Linked DNA regions of Mus musculus: regions 1 and 2 are each linked to region 3. The links are chromatin loops, found by intact Hi-C in ENCODE. Cell type or tissue: left cerebral cortex. All regions are shown on one strand.

The links. Hi-C counts contacts between places; a loop is a spot of excess contacts. Peaks named below come from ENCODE experiments on the same cell type or tissue, not always from the same donor. Only the 100,000 strongest peaks of a DNase experiment are listed, where the experiment ranks them.
Region 1: a loop joins it to region 3, with 10 times the contacts of the local background. A loop is called at or near these places in 3 of 42 quality-filtered maps.
Region 2: it touches region 3 in a loop (4-fold over the local background); 8 of 42 quality-filtered maps call a loop at or near these places.

The regions. Positions count from the first base shown.
Region 1 is chr2:12,879,098-12,887,097 of GRCm38, reverse strand. No RefSeq gene overlaps it. Among named protein-coding and RNA genes, the nearest start is that of Pter, 41 kb to the left of the region's middle. In left cerebral cortex, no CTCF peak of the experiment used is centred here; a DNase peak (open chromatin) is centred at 3,379.
Region 2 is chr2:13,232,985-13,240,984 of GRCm38, reverse strand. All of the region lies in intron 3 of Rsu1 (Ras suppressor protein 1), which reads left to right. Among named protein-coding and RNA genes, the nearest start is that of Rsu1, 34 kb to the left of the region's middle. In left cerebral cortex, a CTCF peak has its summit at 3,238 (motif pointing right); a DNase peak (open chromatin) is centred at 3,261.
Region 3 is chr2:13,004,517-13,012,516 of GRCm38, reverse strand. C1ql3 (C1q-like 3) reads left to right here and starts at 1,653. Exons shown (of 2, transcript NM_153155.2): 1 at 1,653-2,257. The coding sequence starts at 1,670. In left cerebral cortex, CTCF peaks have their summits at 627 (motif pointing left), 1,627 (motif pointing right) and 3,873 (motif pointing right); DNase peaks (open chromatin) are centred at 2,260, 2,637, 3,229, 4,024 and 3 more places; H3K4me3 peaks cover 5,199 bases; H3K27ac peaks cover 2,620 bases.

The DNA.
Region 1 (8,000 bases), 130 kb after region 3:
AGAGGGGGATGGGGCAGAAAGGTGCTGCCCTCTGAATGAATAGACTGCAGAGCTTCAGAGAAAGCCAGCGAAATCTTAATGTGGAATAAATTTCACTGATAAGCAGTCTTGGGATATATTTAGGCTGAGTTACATTCATTCTACAAAGTTCTTCCTGACAAAATTATGCTTTCTTTTTACTGTCCACTTTTCCCCTTTATGCTCTGTTCATGCCGCAAGATATTATGACATCTCATAATGGCTCTCTTCTAGGACATACATTTTGAAGATGACGATTTGGGTGGAGTACCTCAGGCCCTGTACCTCCAATGGCAACAGTAGAATCTGCCTGTTTGCTCTTACACGTATCTGTGGAGTGTCTACACGACCCTCTTCAGTTTTCTTCCCGCTCCTAGTTGCTTTCTGCTTATTCTCTTGCTTTAACTTATTGCCTGAATCCTGAGCTGGCTGGATTTAAAAAGGTGCAGGAGCTTCTATGGCGCTGAAAGCATCTTGGATCTATCTATCCTATACTCTCAGAAGAAAGATTTCATCTAGTAGAAGGATTGGCTGCATCTCTATTTAATTCCTGCTTGATAACCCTTTCCCAGCTCTCCCTCCCACAGGAACTTGTTTACATCCAGGATTCTCAGTTGTATTTCTGGAGTGACTTAAGTGTTCTTTCAACCATCTATCCTTATATTTAACTTAATACTCATTAGAACCTTTTTAGGCCAATAGTCTTACCAAGCCACCCAGAGCAAGTCTCCAAACGATCCATTATGGAAGAAAGACATTTTTTCCCCCTCCAAACTAAGTGAGGTGGTTTCAAGATATCTTCCTTATAAATCGATTTTGTATCACTGGTAATTTGAGGATATGGCTTCCTAAATTGTTATGCTCAGAAATGAATCTGTTTAAAAAAAAACATAAAAAAAGAATATTGTAGGATTCTTTCCTTTGAAAAACTAAGGGAAAAATGTTCAGGTAAGAAAAAAAGAGTATGAAATTCATGGTGTCTCATTGTTTATTGAAGTAAAATCCGTGTTGGTGAATGTTTCTCCCGCTGTCTTGAGATTTCCTCTTTCCTTTGAGAACCCTTTTTAATTCATCCTATGACCTAACTCACCTAATTCTAACTTGCAACATGCCTAAATGTGGTCCTAGATTTAAGTCTAAAATTTAAATGCACACATTTCCCGAGATTGATACCTGTGTTTCTGCCTGGATGTATGGCATGTTTTAGGATAGTTTAAACATTAAACAAACTGTAAGCAATATTATGTGGTAACCTTTTCTGTAGTTAATGTGCAGATTCAAACATGTAACCTATTAGCTTAGTTTCCTGGCAATAATACTATTTATGGAAGAATTACCCTTCTTTTTAATCACCAAACAAGGGCATATGCAGTATTTAACTGCAAACTAAATTTTGTATACAAAATTGAGATTAGTTTAATAAAAAGTACAAAGAGGTATTAGATACAGGGCCTTGGAAGAGATTCACGAAATTGAGCCATCCAAGGGATTGAGCTTCCTTATCTTGGCAAGGCCGCTCTTTGAAATTTTTACAAGACAACTGTGATTTAATCTGTGACATGTTGAAAAGGGATAGACTCCCATAAGTTTCAACACTTTGTAGAGACCACACGATGAGTATGCTAGATCTGGGACCACAACACCTGTAAGGAGTTCCTTCAAAAGCCACAAGTCTGAGTTTGGCTACAAGATGCTTTTGGTTGATGTAAAGACATGCAGATCTGTGTGGAGATATGTACGCAGTTTCATTCTTCCTCAATTTCTCCAGGACTCAGTAAAACACAAGCCCAAAGGTCTACAAACTACTTCTTCTACACTTTAAAAATAACCTAGCAAATAGAACTCTGTGATTTCAGCATATTTAACACAAAGATTTGAGAGTAAGATTTTTAGTGAATGGAAAGGAAGGGGAAAATGCCATTGATTTTGTTTTGAGAGAGTATTATGTCGCAAACATGTAATTCCTATCGGAAACCTTTGAAATAGACACACACACATCTCAAATTCTTTGAGCATCGAGGAAGCCGAGGTTCACAGATCAAGTGTGTAGATTAGGTTCATTCAACTCTCCTGATAAAGAAGCTATGCATTTTAGATAGAGTCAGTTTTAAGCAAATCACAACTATGTAAAACATCCTGCCAATTCTACCCTAACTGAGTACAAGTTAACCCAACATAACACAAAGGAAGATGGGTGGGGTTTAGTTTTGAAAATATAAAGTATGATCTATCCTACACAGCATCACGGAATTATTTAATTGCCGTCTATTTAAGGTGTTAGTTAGGAGTTGGAAGGACCTGTTATCATCCAATACAAAAAAAAAAAAAAAAATGTGACAGAACATTAGGAGAACAGACAATTGCAGCTCCTAATTGTGGAGTCGTTTTGTGTTTAGGTTCAGTGCAGCAGTTTCTAGCAAGCTCATTAAAGTCCTGCAAGGGATCATCCTTCTACCCAGAGCTGATTGCATGTGCCCCCCTGAGAAGTAGTTTGACTGTTAGCCCACATCTTTCCTGCCTTATGGCACTGCATGTCAACCTCTGACCCTACAAGAATAAGAAGTTTCAATTGAGGAATTAGAAAGTATTTCGCTCCCTGGATGATCTTTAGAAAAGTATTCCTAGATTATTTTCAGTGACAAAGGAAAGGAAATCCGTGAGTTTGTCCCAAAGGCCTTTGTACTCATAAAGTCATTCAAGGAAGTGTATTATTTCACCTCCTGTGATAATAATGAGGATGCACACATTCACAGTGTCTGGTCCAGTGCTGTTCATTGAGTCTGACCTCACAGCACAGTAGTAAAAAGGATGCTTTGTCCTATGTGGCACAAATGTAGGTTTTATTATAGTGATTAAAAACCAGAAACATGTTTTCTTATACATTTATTCTATTTGTATATATTTTTTAGTTAGTGATTTTTCTTTTTTCTTTCTTCTTGCAAAGGGATGCTTCAAATAAAAGTCAACAATCTATTTGGGGGTCAGTATAGCAGAAAAATATTTAAATTAATATAGTTTGCTCTTTAGTAGTTAAGAGGTCCACAAAAATATCTTAAAATGTAACATCATAACGAGAGGTTAAGATTTGGAGTCTTGTTGACTTTAAAAAAATTTTTGTTGTTGATGTTGTAGGATCAGCTTGCCTGGATTTTCCTCCTACTATATTGTCAGTGGAGTTGCTGACTGGTTGCTATCCAGTTGTATTTCTGGTAATATTCATCAGGAGCCTTTCCTGGGGCAGCGTGCATCCTACTCAGTGCTGACCCAGACCACTGCAGCAGAGGCAGCTGGGCAGCCTCAGAAGTTGGCATGTTTTCCCCGCTCAGTTTCCAACCATATGTCTCTCTCCACATTTTGGCACGGACCCTACAGTGTGTGTGGGAACCGCCTAATCGGCGGCAGCAGCCTACGCCGAGGAGGCAGCTCTTGAGATAATCAGATATGCTTCTTGCAAGATTCTGTGGATTTTACGTGTCCCTCTATAGAACCAGAGCCTCTGATCATTACCATGGTGATCAATTTGTCTCCTGGGAAGTAGCCAGAGACCATCACACTGATTCTATGCAGGCCATTAGGTGATACTGAGACTCCTGGAAAGGACTGCATTTTTGTATGAAAAGAATCCCCATGGATGACCAGAGCTGGGCTTAATTGGCCTGTGTAGTTAATTCTTGATGGAGAGGCAACAACGGGCCTAGGGAAATAGTCACCCAAGTGAACTGAGTGATGGGTTAGGTATATTTCTTCCATTGCTCCTTTCTTCCCTTTTTAGGTATTTAGCAGGAAGGAGATGAATCTCTGTATTTTGGGGCCAGAAACTATAGGCTGCTTTTAAGTAATGAGTTTGCACATAACAAATAGTTGGGAAAGATTTACAGTGCAGGATGCATTTAGGTCTTTATTGCCAGATACCTGAAACGTAACTGCTGCTTCTTAGAGACCAATTACTAGGCATCTGCCCAGGTGGAGAACACATCCACGCTTTCTCCTTTCCCAGTTTTGGCTGAGATTTTGGCATAGGCAAACTAACCATTCTTGGGATCCTTTGTGAACCTTAGGAGCCCCAGTCTTATGTTTGCTGGCATTTTCTTTTTTTATTATTAGGTATTTTCTTCATTTACATTTCCAATGCTATCCCAAAAGTCCCCCAACACCCCCACTCCCCTTCCCCCTCCCACTTCTTGGCCCTGTCGTTCCCCTGTACTGAGGCATATAAAGTTTGCAAGACCAATGGGCCTCTCTTTCTAATGATGGCTGACTAGGCCATCTTCTGATACATATGCAGCTAGAGACACGAGCTCTGGGGGGGGGGGGGGCGGGGTACTGGTTAGTTCATATTGTTGTTCCACCTATAGGGTTGCAGATCCCTTTAGCTCCTTGGGTACTTTCTCTAGCTCCTCCATTGGGGGCCCTGTGATCCATCCAATAGCTGACTGTGAGCATCCACTTCTGTGTTTGCTAGGCCCCGGCCTAGTCTCACAAGGGATAGCTATATCAGGGTCCTTTCAGCAAAATCTTGCTTGTGTATGCAATGGTGTCAGCGTTTGGAGGCTGATTATGGGATGGATCCCCGGGTATGGCAGTCTCTAGATGGTCCATCCTTTCGTCTCAGCTCCAAACTTTGTCTCAGTAACTCCTTCCATGGGTGTTTTGTTCCCAATTCTAAATTCTAATTCCACACTTAGGTCTTTGTTCTTCTTGAGTTTCATGTGTTTTGCAAATTGTATCTTGTACCTTGGGTATTCTAAGTTTCTGGGCTACTATCCACTTATCAGTGAGTACATAGCGTGTGAGTTCTTTTGAGATTGGGTTACCTCACTCAGGATGATACCCTCCAGGTCCATCCATTTGTGCTGGCATTTTCTAATCAGCACTGTTTGGAACCAGGACGTCTTTGTTGGGTTCAAGCTTTGTAGGCCCCTCTTTTGGTTGTTAATGCTGGCTGTGGTTGAATACTCAAACCATTAATGGAAATGTATGTGATTCTATAGGTTTGTCCAGTTGGTTAATTTTTCTTGAAGCTTGGGCAATGCTATGCTGTATTTATAAACCTCGAAACAAAAGTGGTTAAGGTATCTAACCCTGAGGTCATTAGAAGAGGGGCTAAGACTAATGTTATAATCCTTTTTTAGATCAAACACATATTATGGGTACAGGCTTCTTGGATTTCTTTCACCTGCTGTTTCTTTCTGTTTGGATACTGACTTCAGTGTACACTGAGATAATCTTCCACAGATCATCTATGCTAACTCCTACATTCAAATGCTATCTAAATTTCCATGATTTCTATGCCTAGAGAATGGGAACTCCATCACATTCTGGAATATTCCAATCTAAAAGCTACAAACCCTTCTTTGATCTCTTTCGAATGCAGGTTTTTCAGAGTCAACTCAATTTTCTTTCTCTGGAAATATTTAGGACTCTTTTTTATTGGTCAACATCTTCCCATAAGCTCTTCCATGATTCCACTTATCTCCAGTATATACCAAGAATGTTATGGAGCTAGTGGCTGTCCAGCTCAGATCCCTCTATCTTTGCCTATTTCCTACCCACCTCTAGCAGTATACTAATATCTTCTCTTGCTCCTTATGTGCCTTTCTGGAGATGAGAGCGAAGTTTTCCTTATCATAATTCAGTTAAACTCTGTAGCTACTTTCCTTTATGCTACTTTGAATATAAACATCTCAGTTTATTTGCCCAAAAGTACTCTTTGGATAGCTACTAAATGATACACTAAAGGCCATTTCTGATTATTGTCCCCATTCATATTCCTATACTTGATGCTCTTTGTCTTCCTAACAAAACTTGTACACCCTGTCTGTAAGGGAATGATGTGGTAGGGAGAAAGCAGAAGTATGAAATTATTGCACAATGCAAAATCCGTAATGACAGAAACAGGCAGAACATACCAGAAATGTGAGCTTAACACTTCCTGGGTGCTTCTGGAAGGCAAACAGGCAGAAAATGACATTTCTGTGAGTTCAGAATTTCCTGAATGCTTCTGGAAGGTGATGGTTTCTGACAACTGGTTAACACATCACACCTGCCTGAAATGTGCTTGAGAAACTACCTACTTTGATGTCTTCAAAATCCTTTGAACCATTGGATTACTGTTACTTCCACATCATATAGGAACTTTGTATTTTATATTATATCCATAAGTGCCGCAGACCTTCTGGGCCCTTTTGTCTGTGTGGAACGCGTCTCTAGTCGCGGGTGGACAAAGCGTCGGATGAATTGACAGATAGATGCACACAGGAGAGGTTGTGTTGGATCTGAATGTATTTGTCAAATCGAGCATCAGAATTTTTATGCAGAAGACAATAAGGAAGTTGGGTGACATATTTGCAAGGTACAAATGAGGTAACTGGAATCTTACATAAAACAGAGGAATGCAAACACAAAAGGTCTAACGGGAACCACCTGGGATAGAATTCATTGTTAACAACTGGGATCATCAAGGGCTCCACTTAAGATTCACTTAATCTTAGAAGCCAGGGTCAAGGGCTTCGCGCCCTTGCCATAGTTCTTATTTTAGTCTATTGTATAGTCCACCTTCCCCTTAGGCCATTGTAAATATGTGTGTATGGGTGTAACTCCACTATAGTTCTAAGTATCTATTCTGGTTTCTCCTTCGGTCTGAAACTTCTTTCTTCCTTAGTGATGGTAAATTCCTGTGTAAGGGAGTGACTTAGCTTTTATTCAGAGTGATAGTGTAGTACCAGAGGCTATTCTGATTAGCAACATTCTTACTGAATTTTAAGCCCATGGTCTTGCTCAAGGACGTTCTAGGACTGTTGGAACACTGGCGGAAGGCTTTGGCTATGTCAGAATTCATTCTTAAAAGGCACTTATAATAGGATAATACTGGAAGAGAGCACGTGGATCCATACACTAGACTAACGCGGGAATGGAAAATTAATGTATGGGTTAGAGAGAATGCCAGACTCCAGGAGCGAGTTTCTGTGAAACTCTTTTGCCTCAGTGAGTAGCTTCCAAGCCTCTCGGCTTGTCAAGCTGACTCGACCAGAGTGCGTGACACATAAGGTCTTATTCTTCTTAAAGGTCAAACTTTCTTCAGTCCCCCCCCCCTTTTCCTTTTCTAGACAGAATTTCTGTTTCATGTTTTTTTCTCCTTAGCTTCAGTACTTCCTGAAAAGAGTTTTCCCCATCCCAAAATTCAGCAGCATCCCTCAATCACTTCTCTACATCCTGGTTGCCATGACATCCTCTTTTGGTGCAGAAACGAAGTAACCAAGGACAGAAATTCTTGACTCATTAATCTTTTGCTTGATATGTACATCGATTGGACCTGAAGCAAGTAATCATGAGACAGATATCCATTTGTCCAGGGCAATGATGTGGACAGTGGTCACCAATGACTCATCTCTAAATGAGGAACTTCTGTGGATCATTATTTACTTTTCAAATAAAGGTTAACCACTGGGTTTATGTTAAACCACTGTTCAGTCAAAGTCCACAGAGTAACTTCACAGATCAAATGGTTAATCAATCTTGTAAAAAATAGTTTATGGTGGTTCTAGGCCTCAGTATTATTTGGTCAGATTTTGTTCTTTTTGTATAGCTTTTTTCCTATTTCCTTCCCAAAGAATTCTGCAATGTGGTTTCAAATGACACTGGAATTTTCATTAAAGTGCATTTAAGTCTGTTTTACATCTTATGAGTTTCTACCTTATGAAAATTTCATCACTTTTTAAAGTTAATCCCATTAATCTTCCAAGTCATCCCTTGATCTTCATAGGAGATATGAACTAATATTATAGTTCTCTGTGAAGAAATACATTTCTATCTGTTTAAACTCCTTAGTAACTTCTAATGAAATGTGCTTAAATGTTATAACATTGAAACATATCTAATTTTCTTTTTAAAAAGTATATTAATGTCAAGACCATATTAGGTTTCAATGGGTTTAAACATTGTACGTAAAATAAAAAGTACTATGAAAAGAATAAGTTGAAATA
Region 2 (8,000 bases), 230 kb before region 3:
TGTAGACTTGAGTGATTTCCTAATCATGTGGCAAGCATTTGTTAGGGGGCTTTCCGAGTCTAGTGAAGTTGAGCGGAATGTCACGGTGAGGGATTTGTGTTGTGGATTTATGTGTGCGTGTGCGTTAGACAGAGCTGGAGGCTATGTCACCGAGCTGTTGATTACTGAGAATTAAGAATGGCAGTGAAGGAGGGCCCCTCGTGTGCTGCAAAAAGGCTGATGAAGTCATTTTTAGGCAAAGTGCACATTGGTGAGGACAGGCCAAGTACCATCATTGTCATGTTTAAGTGGCGGTGACCACAGAGGCTGAAAATGAGACCTCTGTGTCACACGTACACTTTGTGTAATGCACATGTCTCGTTGTTATAGCACTTGTTCTTACTGCCCTTGGTAGCCACAATTCCAGGTCAGAGGAGCTTGGCAATTTGTTTTGAAAGGTGCACCACCACGTGATCTCAGAATTCTTTAGGGCTTTGAGCAGGAATTCCCGACACTCCACGTTAGCAGCTTATGAAAACATTAGCTGATTGGCGGGTCTTCTGTGTTCACTATTGCTTATGCAAGACTGTCGGCTGTGGTGCATTTTTATAGACCATCCCTTGATCTAGTCTTCTCAAAAGCATCCCAGTAGCTGTTGTTTGAGTCCTTTACCGTATCTGCACAGACCGAAGCCTTAGGAATCTCCAAGCTATAAGATCTGAGATACATAAGAGAGGGGTAAATGTGGTAAACTGTGCTTCCTGTTAAACAGATTGATTGTGAAGGGACCCAACCTTTGTCTTCTCTCCCTGTTTGCTCCGTCTCCTCGCGTTTGAGATACTCTTGACCTAATCCAGGAAACGTTAATTAATTGTCTTGGTGGGTTCTATTTCAAGCCATCCTGTAGTGCCGTTGACACTCGATCTGTTCCACTAAGGTCAAATTAGCATCTTTTACTATTTTTCTGCCATTTAAACGATGACTTAGCTGCGGTTTTTCAAGTGTTTATAGTAAATATGTCCATTTGACAGCGGTATAAATATGCATTATGTGTTCATGGCTGAGCCCACCCCCTGTCACTTTTTATTCTAATGAGTGTCTTTCACTTTCTGTTGTTTAATAGGGACTGGCTGACAAGGCTACATTAAAACCGCTCAAAAGGCTCAAAAGATAAACCCCTCAGCACTGCTTACTTTTCTCTTGCTAAAGTATTTGTGTTTTTCCAGCACAGTGCCAATGACACCACTCTGACATTTCCGCTCGCCTGATGATGGAAGGAACGACTAGCTTACTCAGTCTGGGACCTTGTTTGGGGCCACACCGTTTGCTTCTGAGTTAACATCTGCTCACTGGGGCACTGGGTTAACAGTCCTTTTTCTATTAGAGGTTTTGACCTCTAAAGATCCACGTGGGGTAATAGAATACAAATGTAGTTATGAATGCTCTAAGGTATCTTCATCATCCCAAGGTCCAGTATCTTTGTGTGCAGAATGTATGTGTATTGTATGTTCATGCACTGTGTTTCTGTGTTCATGTGTGTGAATACATGAATGCTTAGACACCAGAGGTCCAAGCCAGGTGTTCCTCACATGTTCTCTGGTTTTCTTTGTGCACCAGGGTTCCTCACTGAACCTGGAGCCCGCGTATTTGCCTAGCCTGGCTGGTTGGGATCCGCGTGTCTCTACCTCTCGCTCAGGCTGGGATTACAGATGCATAAGCCTCCGTCCATCCTGTCTTCATGTGGATGCCGGGATCTGGACTCAGGTCTTCAGCTTCTGCAGCCAGCGCTTTACCCACTAATCCTTCTCCTCATCTCTAGAATTTTATTTCTAATGTTTTATTTTACCTTAGGCCATTCTTGCTTTATGTAGATCTGATTTTGACATCCTTCTAAAGATTTATTTATTTATTTATTTATTTATTTGCAATGCTGGGGCTGGAACCCAGAGCTTTGTGCATATGGGGCAAGCATTTTGCCACCATGAGCTGCATGCCTTGGTCTGTATGCAGAGATTCGTCAGGTCTTCTGTAACTATGAAACGACGGAAATTAAAAACCTAAGGTCCCAGATATAATTGTTGGTGATTCGTTTTCATCACATGTAAAGCATTTAAATGAAATGTTGATGGAGTCTGGTAAAGTCGTAATGCCGGCAGTAACTTTCTCAGCCATGCTCCAGCCTGTGGTGTGTTTAAGGAGGTGGCGAGGAGGAACAACGTGCTCTGTTTCTTCTGTGTACTCATTTATTTATTTCTATAGTTCTGGGGGTAAGCCAGGTCTTCGTGCTTGCTAGGATAGCACTGGGCTGCTCCAACTGAATGTTAACCTTTTTTTTTTTTTTCCTTTCTTCTTTTTTCTTAACAAGAATCATTTCTGTGTCTAGTTTACCTGGGTAAACTCAAGATTGCTCAAAGGAAGCAGACACTGGATAAGGGAAGCCTGAGAGGAAACGGCGGGCTAGGGCTGAGAGGGGGACCCTTGGATCAGTAGGCCTCTCGGGGATTAGCTGGTGTAGAATCTGCCACCGTCTTCTGCCTTTCTCACCATGTCCTTATTCCCAGCACACTAGATCTTAGTGCCCCAGAGAAACAGTGCATTGTGTCCCGGAGCCTGACATCTGCTTCATCTGTGCAGTCGTGGGTTTGCTCTGTGGTTGAGGGGTGCTGTGTGGTAGTGGTGCTATGATGCTCTGCAGTACTTGTAACTAGGGGAAGCTGGCTGGAAACCACTCCAGGGACCCTTGTTCCTCAGCCGCTTCCTGGGCTCCTGCCTGCTTGAGCTCCATTTTAGCTTCCTGCGTGTGATGGACATGGGGCTGGGGCTTGGGCTGTTCTTTTTTTAAGTCAGATTAGCATTCTCTCAACCCCCACCCCCACCCCCGTATGTATGTGTCCCCAAATTACTCATTGAGGTTGGAAATACCATCTTCTCCTTTTGTATCCCACAGAAGTACTCAAAGCCTGTTGCATATGAAATAGGCACTAATGAAGTAATACCAGTGGAGAAGAGCATCAGTCAGGTGGTGAAGTCCCCCGCAGTTTGGGAGGCCTAGCAAAGAACCTACCTGCTGGGACAGATGCAGTAAGAAGAGAGACAAGTGTTTACCACAGTCCCTGAGTGACTTTGCCATGACCTTCAAAACGCCATTCTTTGTGAGGGCTAGCTCTGAGTCCTAAGCTGGCTCTTTAATTTGGTCCCAAGTTTTCAGAAACTTTAGCCTTATTTCCTTGGGAGACAGTCATTTTAGGGCTTGGCCACTAGAGGTCACTGTTGAGACACACATTAGATTTGGGTACCCCCCCCAGGTCTGGTACCTAAGATTGAAATACAAGTTTGTTTTGTCAGAAGAAATGTTTCTGGCAGCTCTCTGGCTTGGCTTTGTACCACAGGGCATGTTGCTGGTGCCATTTACATAGTGAGGTTTTGTCACATTTACAATAGATCTTTATCAAAAGAGGTGTTTGTTTTTTTGTGTGGTTGTTAAAACTGAAATATATATTCAGTGCCACACACCATTTCCCCCCCTTGAAAAATGCTTTCTTGAGTTAGGAACAATTCTTCTTTCCCCAGTATGTCTAAACAGAAGGAAATGTATTGCTTTCAGCACTGTTCTGTATTGGGTGTTTTTGAAAATTTTCCATAGCAGGACGTTCAACACACACGTCTGTGATGAGGTGTTAATTTACAAATAGCCATTAGAATTGGGAAATATTCATTTGTTCACATTCAGACTGACGTTTGTACTAATACGTGGCATTGTGTAAGGAAGAATGCTGCGTGCTATGAGATGGGTCACCTCCAACATGAGAAAAGAAACGTCTCTAGGCATTCCTTTCAACACGGAAATCCTTAATTTTGGAAAGTGCTTCTGTATAAACATCCATCGGAGAACACTGCAGACAGCTTAAATAAACCAACAGCATCTCTCATGTGTGGCCTCTGCAGGCCAAGCATGGAGCTCCCATCAGTTTGAGCAGTAAACACAGATTGCATCTCTTGTCTTCGCAGTCACTGGGCAACCCTCTGTCTCAGTGTTCCCTAAGTGTGTGGCACTAAATGTGAAATCACCTGATTGGGTACTTTGAACTTTTAACTGTCATGTGGGCTTTTCCTGAGATATTGCCACCTATAGCTGTAGTTTTGGGTCTTAGCTGTGGGCTTTATCTTGTCATTTAATATATTGGAAATGGTTAGGCAGTAAACCCAAGAACTATGAGCCGAATCTGAGTTTCAAAAAAGCGATTTCACATTAGTGATAGCTTAGATAGGAAATTAGTGAACAAGAAAATGTTGGGGTATTTTCTTTAGCAATTTCAACTCTTGTTTGTTTGTTTGTTTTTAGCCAAGGGTGGTATTCTGAGGACATAGAAAGTTAAGACAATGCTCGTAAATTTTATGTAGATGAAGAGGATATGTACCAGGAGTCTCATTGTAAGTGAACTGGGCAGACTAAAGATTAGAAAGAAAAAAAATACAGCAACTTGAAATGTCCAGGTCCAGCTGTAAAGCAGAGAATGGAGCCGGCTTTGCAAATGAGATAAATTGAAAACCTTTCTCATAGCCATAGTAGATTGTTGGGATGAGTGAGAAATATTAACCGTCTCAATTTATAAAAGTGACCTTCAGCGTTCTCCCAAGACCTTGCTGCTCCTGGGTCTGCTGTCCTCCCCCCTTTCATATCTTATCTGTCATCCTGCATGCAAAAGACTCCTGCTCCTGGGCCTGGGTGAAGTTAAAGAGGAGGGGGGATATGCAAAATAAATCTCCTGTGCCATGAATCTGTCTCGTGACAGTATCAAAACAACTTGCTGTTTGCATCTTAACAGAGCACAAATGTATTTATAACACAGAAGCTTTGATCAATAGCTTATTTTTTTAATTAGTGCACATTTATCAGCTTGTTACTGTGCCATCGTTTGAGAGATTGGAGTTGAAAAAGTATGCACACAGTATTTTTGAGCCTGACAGCTATTAATTAAACAATATCTCCCTGTTGGTCCCTGTCGTCAGGTTACCTTGAAAAATTGCCTGCAGTTGGCTGCGTGCTGTTATTTTTGGCTTTAATAAGCAGGCATGTGAGGTCATCACATGTGAGAGTGATCCAGGCCCAGGCTGGTCCACAGGCCTGGGTACAGTCAAAGGAGATTGGCTCCCACGGACCTCACCCTCAGCTGACAGACCATGGTCTTTGCTGTCTGCTTGCTGCTGGCTCTCGTGACATCTCACCCTCACCTGAAAGCCCATGTTTCTTTTGGTCCCTTGGTTGCCAGTTCCACCACCTAAAATGTGCCTACTTTAGTATCCTTTTTCTTGGGACCTGTTCTATGCTAAGGAGGAAGCTCTCTGAAATGCAACATGTTAATCCTCCATGATATAGTTTTAAATGGGAGGGCATCAATCACCACGGCTTGAGTGATATGACAGGCTGTGAGGACAGTCATGTGGGGTAGATAAGCCTGCTACCTTCCAAATTACTGTCCTGTTTCCATCCTAGGGGCTGATCTTGAAGAGGTCAACGCCTGTCAAACAGAAGTGACTTAATAGCAAAATAGAACATGCATACAGTGTTCTCTGATGATGCATGCATACAGTGTTCTCTGATGATGTAGCACCATAACGAGCCAGCCAAGGTTAAATTGAGCACAACAGAAAACACACACACACACACACACACACACGAGAGAGAGAGAGAGAGAGAGAGAGAGAGAGAGAGAGAGAGAGACAGACAGACAGACAGACAGAGACAGAGAGACAGAGAGAGACAGAAAGAACAAAGGAAGTGTGTGTACATAGTCTAGGATGTGCAATATACAGGTGTATGTATTTTAATTATTCTTAAATTATTGAGCTTTGTCGTTGTTTTAAGAATTAAAGCAAAACTGAGCATAGTCGCTTCAGAAGCACACATGGTGCCCGTGATGTCACTGGCTTTGGGTCCTGCTCTCCTGTGATGTCACTGGCTTTGGGTCCTGCTCTGCCCGTACATCAGTTCTTTAAGCCCGCACATCTCAGGTTTGGAAACCGCGGGACTGAGTGAAGGCAGCAGTGGTGTATTTGCAGAGCAGATAGACTTGACGCTGGTTCTTGAAGAAAGTTTTCCAGAGCGTTCAAAAGATGATTTTCTAAATGAATGAGAAGCAGGTATAAAAAGTGCCAGTAGGCGCCACCTGATTTATTAGCTTGAATTTACATTTAAAAATAAGATTGCATTTGTAATCTTAGAGCCCACCCCTAGTCTTGAGTGGAATGTGCCTATACATATATACATATATATTAATTTTTAAGTAATAAAATTCTTGTGACCACTTTCGCTTTCTCTGTTACTCAGTCCAGTAGGACAGACTTGTCCTGGTGTGATTAATTAACTGTTGACAGAATTTTGATTTTCTATTCAGTCTGAACTGTCTTTTGTTTGATTTTTTTTCATAATTTTTATTTTCAGTATCCTTTCTCCTCACCTCTATGTTCCTTCTTCTCTTTATGTTACCACTTTCATCTCTGAAGTCATAGCTCCTATGCCGTCCGTCAGAAAGCTTAGATGAACTCCCCTTGTTTCTGTGAGGCCCTCTTCCCCTTCAAAATAAACCACGACCATGTGGTGTGTAAAACAGAAGGCTCCCCACAGCTCATCAGGCTGTGGGGGACAGCACCCCACATGTGGAGTTAACTGAGAATTAAGCAAGGCGAGAGATAGCATTCATCAAACTGTACCCTCTGTTAAGTGGAGGAATTACACTTAACGTGGTTAAATAATCAGAGTCAGAGGTTCTGATCTTCTGCACCCTGAGCCTCTGCACTGCCATCTCCCCTGGCTACTTCTTTAAGTGATTTATGTGTGCACTTTAACTGTTCCAGGCAAGGGAAACCCAGTGCTTAATGGACCGAACACTTCTGTGGCTCTGATCTTTGTTTCCGTTAGACCAGGCAGACTTGCCAAGGTTGGAGGGTGGTTTGTGTGTCTTGTTCTGTCTCTGGCCATCTTCGTCACCTCCCCTCTCTTCCCTGTTCACGGAATGACCCCTTTCCTCAGCCTCTAAGCACATGGTCTGATAGGCAGAGCACCCCATGCGGCCTCTCCGTGGTCATTCTCAGTTGTAAAGAAAGGCAGAAATGTGGGCAAACGGTGCTCTGAGCAAGTGCTGACGGTTGGACTTAATTAAGTGTTATCTGCCGCTTATTGTTCATAATCACACCTGAACATACATGTGTTCATATACTACATTATATTAACTATACTATTATAGTGTATTACATATAATAAAGCATACACATCAAAGAGGCTGAGCAGGTTGTTTACGCCCCAAGCTTGCTTCCTCTGTTGATGGAGGATGTGTGTCTTTTTAATTTTTGTCTCTTGTTTCTCTTCGTCTTTCTAAACTTTCGAGGTATTTTTTGAAGCAGGATGTCTGTCCTGATCTTCCGTTTCACTGGACGTCACTTCCTCTCCCCGGCTTCCAGAGCCGTTTCTCCTCCTTTGGATGTGATGGTCCCAACCAGCTCCCCAGGCAAAGCTAGCTGCTGATGTGTGACTGAGTTAGTGGGGAACCAAAACCACACCACGTGTGATTAGGAACATATTTCTTTTCTGCTAAGCTAATGCAGACTCTAGGTGCCAGTCAAATTGTGTCTGCTCAGAAGGGAGGCAGTTCACACCCGTCATATCTTTAGGAGTTGCGTGTGGTTGTGCATGCCCTTTTTGTAGCTCAGGGACGTACATTTTTGCCTGTTTGGCTTCATATTACAAACCCACTTTATTGCTTGTTTGTTACAATTTCCTTCTAATTTTTATATAACTGATTGTTCGCTTTGTAGTTGGTAAGAGGGTGACACCACAGTTGTGTGTCTGTGCAGTGGTTAACTCAGGATTTTTTTTTTTTTGTTTTGTTTTGTTTTTGTGGTTTTGTGGTTCATAAAACTATTTAAGCTGCAGAATCCTAAGGAGGCCCATGAAACATGTGTGCCCTTGGGCACTCATGCTCAGCAAATACTTGTTGATTAGCCACAGGTAGAATTACTTTAGT
Region 3 (8,000 bases):
AGAACTCTGTCTCATGAAAACCAGCACTTTCGCAAATACCACTTGCTTTATTGTAAGACCTTCAAAGGCCTTTGGACAAGGGATGACTTCTCCTGCACGCTGCATTTTTAAGCAAATGCAACTTCAAGTCCAATGATGGTGTCTCCTGAAGGGCTCTGCAACTGGAAGCCTCTGAGTCAAATGCACATGCATGCTCAAGCCCTTGGCACTTGTGAAAAGAACCAGCCCTCCTCCTTTTGGGCGGTGGGCAAGTTCATTTAAATCAAGAAATGTCCTTTGGTTTTTAAGTACACGTCACTGTTCTCATCTTATTTCATCTAGAAGGCTATGGAAGCAAATGCTAAGGTTAAAAAAAAAAGCACGCACATCTACTGTCTGGAAAATTGGAGAGAGCCCTCCTTATGTTAAAAGTGGCATTTTGAAAAACACCTGAAGCACTGATTGTGGATGAGCCAGAGGAGAAATGTTGTCATCAAACCTCCCTCCTTTCAACCTTCACTTCCACCTCCAACAAGAGCTGTTGGCACTGGGGAAATAGATTTAGGTGTGACCCTTGAGTCCTGAGAGCAGTTGCGCAGCTGTCTCCCTCCCCCTAGTATGACCAGCTAGGGCGCTGCCATCGTCTGGGCTAGACAAGGAAGTATTCAGGGTTTCACTGTTCATCCCTTGCTGAGAGGGGGGAGAGGCCGAAAAAAAAAAATCCCACATTGTCAGAGTAATGCCAAACTCTGTGTGAGTGGGATGAGCAGAGCAGATGCTGCAGAGAGATGCCAAAGCGGCTCCCCTTCCTCTGTGCCTTGGGTTCCTATAAATTGCTCCGGCGCGCGTTTGTCAGCCTCCTCTTCTCCTGGCAGGTGGTACCCAGGCAGAATTCTGCGTTCAGCTCTCTCGTTCAGCTTTTCGGCGGCGAGGCTCTCGATGCTGCTGGCTAGCTCCTATCTCCTCTGTCCCTGAGCTTCTCTGAGCCGCGGATCCTGCGAATTGCCATTGCTCCGCGCATCTCAGGGGCCTCCCGACCCCAAGCAACCGCAGCCCTCTAGGGTTGGGGGGTGCGTTTCTGTTGGAGTTGCAGGAGAAAAAGAAAGAAAGAAAGAAAGAAAAAAAAAAGAGACAAGGACAGACGAACCAAGCCAACAAAAGAAAAGCAAGAAGCAGAAAAAAAAAAAAGGGCAACTTCAGACAGAAAGTTGGTGAGAACTGGCGCAGTCTGCAAAAAAGGAAAAGTCGATCACGGGCAGCAGCGGCATAAAAGTGTGAGCTGCTCCGGACGAGCGCAGCAGGCGGCAGCTGGCTTTGCCCTCCGGGTGGCCGCTCCGGCACCCGCCGCAGCCACAGGTGCGAAGGGGCTGGCAGGAGGCGAGAGGGCGCCCTGAGCACCCCTCCCCCCAACCCCCACCCCCAGCTCGGGACTTCAGTTCAAGTCACTTGGCGCCCCAGCTCCCTCCCTAGCCGCAGCCTCAGCGGGGGGGAGCAGGAGCCGGTCAAGAGCGACCGGCGCGCGCCCGCCCAGGGGAGTTGGGGTTCGAAGGGGGATTGTTTTCGGCTCTGAAGAGGTCCCCGCCCAACCTTCAAAATTTTGTCCAAAAGCAGACAAGAGGATCGGCCCGCGCTGAGCCGGCTCGTGGGCAGCAGGAGGCGCCTGATCGCCGCCGGGGCGCTGGGGGTGGTGATGGTGCTTCTGCTGGTCATCCTCATCCCGGTGCTGGTGAGCTCGGCCGGCACGTCGGCTCACTACGAGATGCTGGGCACCTGCCGCATGGTCTGCGACCCCTATGGGGGCACCAAGGCTCCCAGCACCGCCGCCACTCCGGACCGGGGCCTTATGCAGTCCCTGCCCACTTTCATCCAGGGTCCCAAAGGCGAGGCCGGTAGGCCGGGGAAGGCAGGCCCGCGTGGGCCCCCGGGAGAGCCCGGACCGCCGGGCCCCGTGGGGCCCCCGGGCGAGAAGGGAGAGCCGGGTCGCCAAGGCTTGCCCGGCCCGCCTGGGGCGCCCGGCCTGAACGCGGCCGGGGCTATCAGTGCAGCCACCTATAGCACGGTGCCCAAGATCGCCTTTTACGCTGGCCTCAAACGGCAGCACGAAGGCTACGAGGTGCTCAAGTTCGACGACGTGGTAACCAATCTCGGAAACCACTATGATCCCACCACGGGCAAGTTCACCTGCTCCATACCGGGTATCTACTTCTTCACCTACCACGTCCTGATGCGCGGAGGGGACGGCACCAGCATGTGGGCTGATCTCTGCAAAAACAACCAGGTGAGCGCGGGCAGGCAGTGGGGAGGGCGGAGAAGGTGCTGACAAGAGGGAGGAGACCCCGGAAATGGGGGTGGGAGCCCGCGGAGGAAGGGTGCGGCAACCCGGCTCCCCGGGCTAAAGCGAGGGGGACTCTGTGACATGCTGGAAAGGCGGGGGTCATACGCAGAGGAGAGCGCCTTGCAGCCCAGACAAGGTAGTTTTAGGGTGCCAGAACCGTGCTCGGCGCGTGCAATTGAGAGCATAACCCTCGAGGGGCGAGAAACTGGGATCTTGGCCCCGGGGCCAACTCGTGAACTTGCAGCAACTGTCTTACAGCAGGCCGGGAATCCCTGGTCTGTGGCATTATCTGCAGTTTAGAGTCGCTTCCAGCCTTTTTCTGAGAATGTAGAAGGTTTCAGAAGCCCGAAATGGGCGTGTCAGGGCTCCAGATTCAGAGGAGATAGACCAGCATTCCGGGGAGGATGGAAGGACCCCAAGAGCGAGTCTCAGACAAGGCTGCCCAGGGCTCAGACAGCACTCTGCCGCGCGCATGTAATGGCATGGCCTTTGAGAGGCTTTGGGCGGTGAAACTCAATAGTCACTTTACACTCCAGTTAGTTTCCAAAGGAAGAACTGCTGGGAACAGAAAAAGTTGCATTTACACTGTAACAGTATAGCAGCTGGCATGCAAACACAGGAACCCCCACTCTTGGAGTAGGAAAAGGAACAAGAAAGTGGTCCGGGAAGTTGCCGGGTCAGAGCTCAGCCCTTTCACCACCCACTATCTCCAGGGCAGCGCGGCAGAGGCCCTTCCTAATCCTAGCCTACTTGATCACAGCTGCCTTGCCTGGCTTTGCATTGGCTGCAAAATAGCCTCATATGAGCCTGAATCAGGACCTGCTCTTCAGAGCTGGTAGGTGGTGCCACAAGGAACACTGGCTTGCAGTGCGGGCCAGGACTACTTTGCCTTTGTTAGAGTCAAGTCAGTGCAAAACCGAAGCATCTTTGTTCTTGTAGCCGCAGGGAGAAAATACACTTCTAACTACCTAAAAGTGTAATCAGACCTTCTGCACAGTCCAAGTAGCAGGCACCCGGTGGTGAGGCCTTCGTACTGGTAGCCAACTGTGCTAGCTGAGTTCCTGAGCCCTACACTTTGCTTACTGACCAACAAGAAGAAAGATCCCGCGTCCCTGTCATCACCTTCAAGATACCTCGTTTCACGCAGTAATTTTGACTTATCAAGGGCCGGCGTGCTCTAGGTCTTTGGTCCCCTGAAAATTCAGATATTATCTAGACGCAATTTTCTACTGAGCACCTTTAGGGCTTTCTTTCTTTCTTTCTTTCTTTCTTTCTTTCTTTCTTTCTTTCTTTCTTTCTTTCTTTCTTTCTTTCTTTCTTTCTTTTCCTTCCTTCCTTCCTTCCTTCCTTCCTTCCTTCCTTCCTTCCTTCCTTTTACTCAAGACTCATTTTAGTGTCAGATTTTTTCCAAAGGTAAAAGATGAATGTCCTAATTATGATACACTTTTAAAAGGTATCTTCTTTTCTGCAAATCCCTTCAAAGAACACCCAGGACACTAGGAATAATACAAAATTTAAAAAAAAATTAAAAATGAAAAAAAAATAAAAAGAAAACATGGCCACCAGGAGGCACTGGCAGGGTTGTTCATTACAGTTATTATGCATGAAAGCAGTATTAAGAGAAATAAAAATTGTTCCCTGGACAATGGGCTAGGTAGTTGCAGGAATGTGGCTACAAAGGACATGACTCACTATACGAAAATAGATGTGCTGTGTCTGGCTGACCAAATAACTTATGAAGTGGCCCCCAGCAGGTAGCTCTCAGACTCAAAAGTTAGGTCTGTAAAACACTACTATACTAAAAATATGTTTTTAGAGTCACTCATTAAAATGTACAAATGGTCTCATTTTGTCAACAATATAGAAATGGTAATTTAAAAAAGAGCTGGAGATTGCAAATGTAAGAAGCCTTAGGAAGAAGCGCAACAGAGTCAGACATTGGTAGTTAGATTGTAAAGTCTATGCATGTAGCAGCGAGTAGAAGTCCTCAGAATATGAGTTCTAAAATTAAAAGGTACATGTGTTTTCTTTTTAAGCCATTTCATTAGGGCATAAGCTGCTTCCTGTAACACTTGAACATTCAGGTCTATGGGAATCAGGAAAGCACCTGGGTAAAACCCCTCTGATGCTCGTCATTGGCTGCTTGTCTCAAAAAAAAAAGTGGGTAATAGGTAATTCAGAAAAATATATGAAGAGTGGTAAACAGCAGCATGCATCCGAGTTCAGTGTGGATCATCTTAGAAAGTGGTTATTGTGATATTACAGCTAAGGAGTTTTGTCTTTAGAATAAAACACTTTTGTAAAGTCTGGCTGCAGCCAGTGCCAAGTGGAAAATCTTGTGTAAAAAAAAATCTTTTTAATTAATTTTAAAATAAATACTTTATTCTTGATTTTCAGTCATAGTCTGTATGCTTGTTTATTAGTCACAGTTTCCCCCTCTGAGATAACTTAATTTGTTTTTATAAAACATCAACTCAGAGATCCGTGCCAGAGTGATGTTCTGTGGATTAGGTGAATTTTGAGAAGCACAGATATTAACAATGAGGGAGGAATGCAGTGTTTCAATCTCGGAGGGAGCAATGTCTCTGGACCACAACCATATGAGTGCCATTTTATTTATGCTTTGTGTTGAATGGAGGGTCACAGATGGAAACATCAAAGGGCAATAAATTAACCTGATGTACCACTTAACCTTTTGTTTATGGTTCCACTGGAGTACAATGAAAATCAAATTTCCAGAACATCAGCAACGATTAATTCAATTAGTAAATGTTGCCATAAATATTTTGTACAATGATAATCCCTCAGTAATAAGACAATGCTAAAACTATACAGCTTACAATATTCTTACAAACATATCACTCACTATAAAGCAGTACATAACCCCCATGCAACCATTAGCTACACTTCATCATATCATTTGTTGAAAGCCCATCACAGTGCATATGAAAGGTAAAAATGGAGCTCAAATAACTTTACATAAATACAGGAAAAATTTCTAATGCTTGGATACTTGTAGTTAAAAACCTGAAGGAATAGTTTCTGAGCACAGTTACGATAATGTCATTACAGTAAACCACCATAATAAAAACTAAATTGCCAGAAAATGAGTCATATACAATAATTAGTGATAAGCCTTTCACTTAGAATTTATTAGTTATGGTAACAATGGATGTGAACAACACTGGAAAGAGTAATACTGTGGGATTTTATATTTATTTTTCAGAAAGAGTGATGATGTGCTATATCAAATTAGTATTCTCTTTAAAAGCAGAGAAATGCATACTGAAGATAAAGCCAAGAAACTATATAGTTAACATTCTAAAAAAGATACTAAAGTGAATTTAGGAAGAAGTAGGTATATTGGGCCAGAAAAGGATGCATTATACTCCCCCGACAAAATGTGGAAATCGGTGCACATTTAGGAATCTGAAAATAGCCTTCAAGGCGAACACATTACCTTCCTCAATAGTTTGATGGCTTCGAGGAAGAATTGCTGAAGTCAGTGGGATAGATATCAGAGCTTGAAATTCCACGTCCCATTATACTCTTAGAGTGTGATGGGTGGACAGGCTACTGACATCACGGCCACTGGCAGATGGTGGGTATTTAACTGGGAAGGTCCTCGACTGTCACATAGGTTCGAATGTTAGGAAATTGCTTTCTATGATAAAGCTACCACACTGGTTTTATTCAACAAAGGAAATAAGAAGTGCAAAGGATAACCTTCTAGTGTGTGGATTCACACCAATGCATTAGCAGGTTTCTCTGGTTGTGCTTTCTGGACTCAAAATGGCAACACTTACTTCATTTAGTCTAAAGAACAAAGACCTACATTGTATATTTTCAAAAGGTTCCAATCTCTAAATCAATGAGTCCTGGGTCCTAAAGTTTGCGTGTAGAAAACAATGAAGATGGACAACACTCAGAAAGCATATAATAAAAATGCTGTATAAACGCTATTCGTATTAATAATAATAGCTGGGAAGTACATTAGTTTGATAATAAAGCAAATATTGTTAATATAGATAGTTGCTAGTTTGCATTTTAATTTTTTCACATCCATTTAAAAATCCACATGTTCTAATAGTCAAGCCAGAATGATGATATTCTCATTGTGTAGATTTCCTTCACGAAGAATTAGTAACTAGATGAAATGAGTAAATGAAAACCTTCAGCTTCTACAAACTAAAGATTAATTCCTAAAAACATATTATGAAGTCCAAGGACATTGTTACATATTGGTTAAAATGGATCACCTCACCAGTGGCAAACACATTTGAATCAAAGCTTTGAGTGTAATCACGCAGCATATTGGTTTCATTATATTAATGCTAGCATAGTGATGAGCAATTCCAAATCCTTTAAGCCCTTCTCGTTTTTTTGCTATATGATACCCAGAAAGGAAAAAAAAATGTTAAAATACTACTCAAATTACATTCCAAGCATAGGGTGTCAAAGAGCCTTCTCCTTTTGTGGCATTTCAGCATTAATGTGAGAACATATCTTCCCATGAAAATTTAATTTGAAAACCCACCATTTACATTCTGAAAGACATATATGGAAATTCTTGACTTATGTCCGATTTCTTTCTTTCTGCCAAGTGATAAAAGCTAGCATATTATACCCCAAGCCATATATTATTACATCATGCAGGTTTACAAAAGCCACTAAATCATTTGCTATGCTATTCAGGGAAATATCATTACAGTAGAACTGAAATAAGCCACAGAGTAGAAGACATGTTACTGAAATAAACCACACACAAGCCTGCCTTTTGAAACATTTTCCCATGGCAGAATCAAAATATGTCTAAATGAGGCTGAGGCATAGCTTGAGGAGGGGTGGTGGCAGAATGTCCATATGATATGATATGATATGATATGATATGATATGATATGCAATTTGACTGTTTGCAAATGTTGATCAACCCTCTAATGAAACAAAGGCAGAACATAAGCAGATTATAGTTTGCTCCCATCCTCAAAGCCAGATACATTGACAATCTCATAAAAAGGAAGAGCAATTCAACAATAACCTCCAGCAATCCTAGAAAACTGTGCAATCTTAGGTCACACATTTAATCCCTTCTATAACTTTTTGGATTTGGTGAACTTAAATCGTTGATTTAAAGGCATTATATAATTATATGATAAAAAGACACAAAAGAAGTAAAAAGAAGTTTGAAAATATGGGAGATGCAAACAAATATGCTTAAGTGAGTCACGCTGTGTCTGAAGTAGCCTGGATAAAAGGGGCTTTGCATGTGTCAGATTTCCAAAGCTTTCCAAACCGAAAGCTTTCTTTCTTTATTTTCTCTAGGTCTTTTACCACTCGAGATATGAGATTTCTAATAATTAGGATGACCCATTGAAGTACACAGTTAGTCGGGATGCTGTTATTTGATTTAAATTAAAATGCAAAACAATACTGCTATTTCCATTTCAAAATGTGACTGGATGTGGAGATTCGAGGAATCAGAAAAAGCAGCAATTGAAGAGAAAATTAGATTGGCATGCTTTATTTACAAGGATAGAAAGGATGGCAGCAATGTCCCTTATTAAAGCAACATTTTTTTTCTCTTTTCTCTTTCCAGTAACATAGTTGAAGTTGTTATGGAAATTCCTTCTAAACCTATGGGACCAACAGCAACATCAGTGTGCTACATTGTATGCTATGGCTGCAA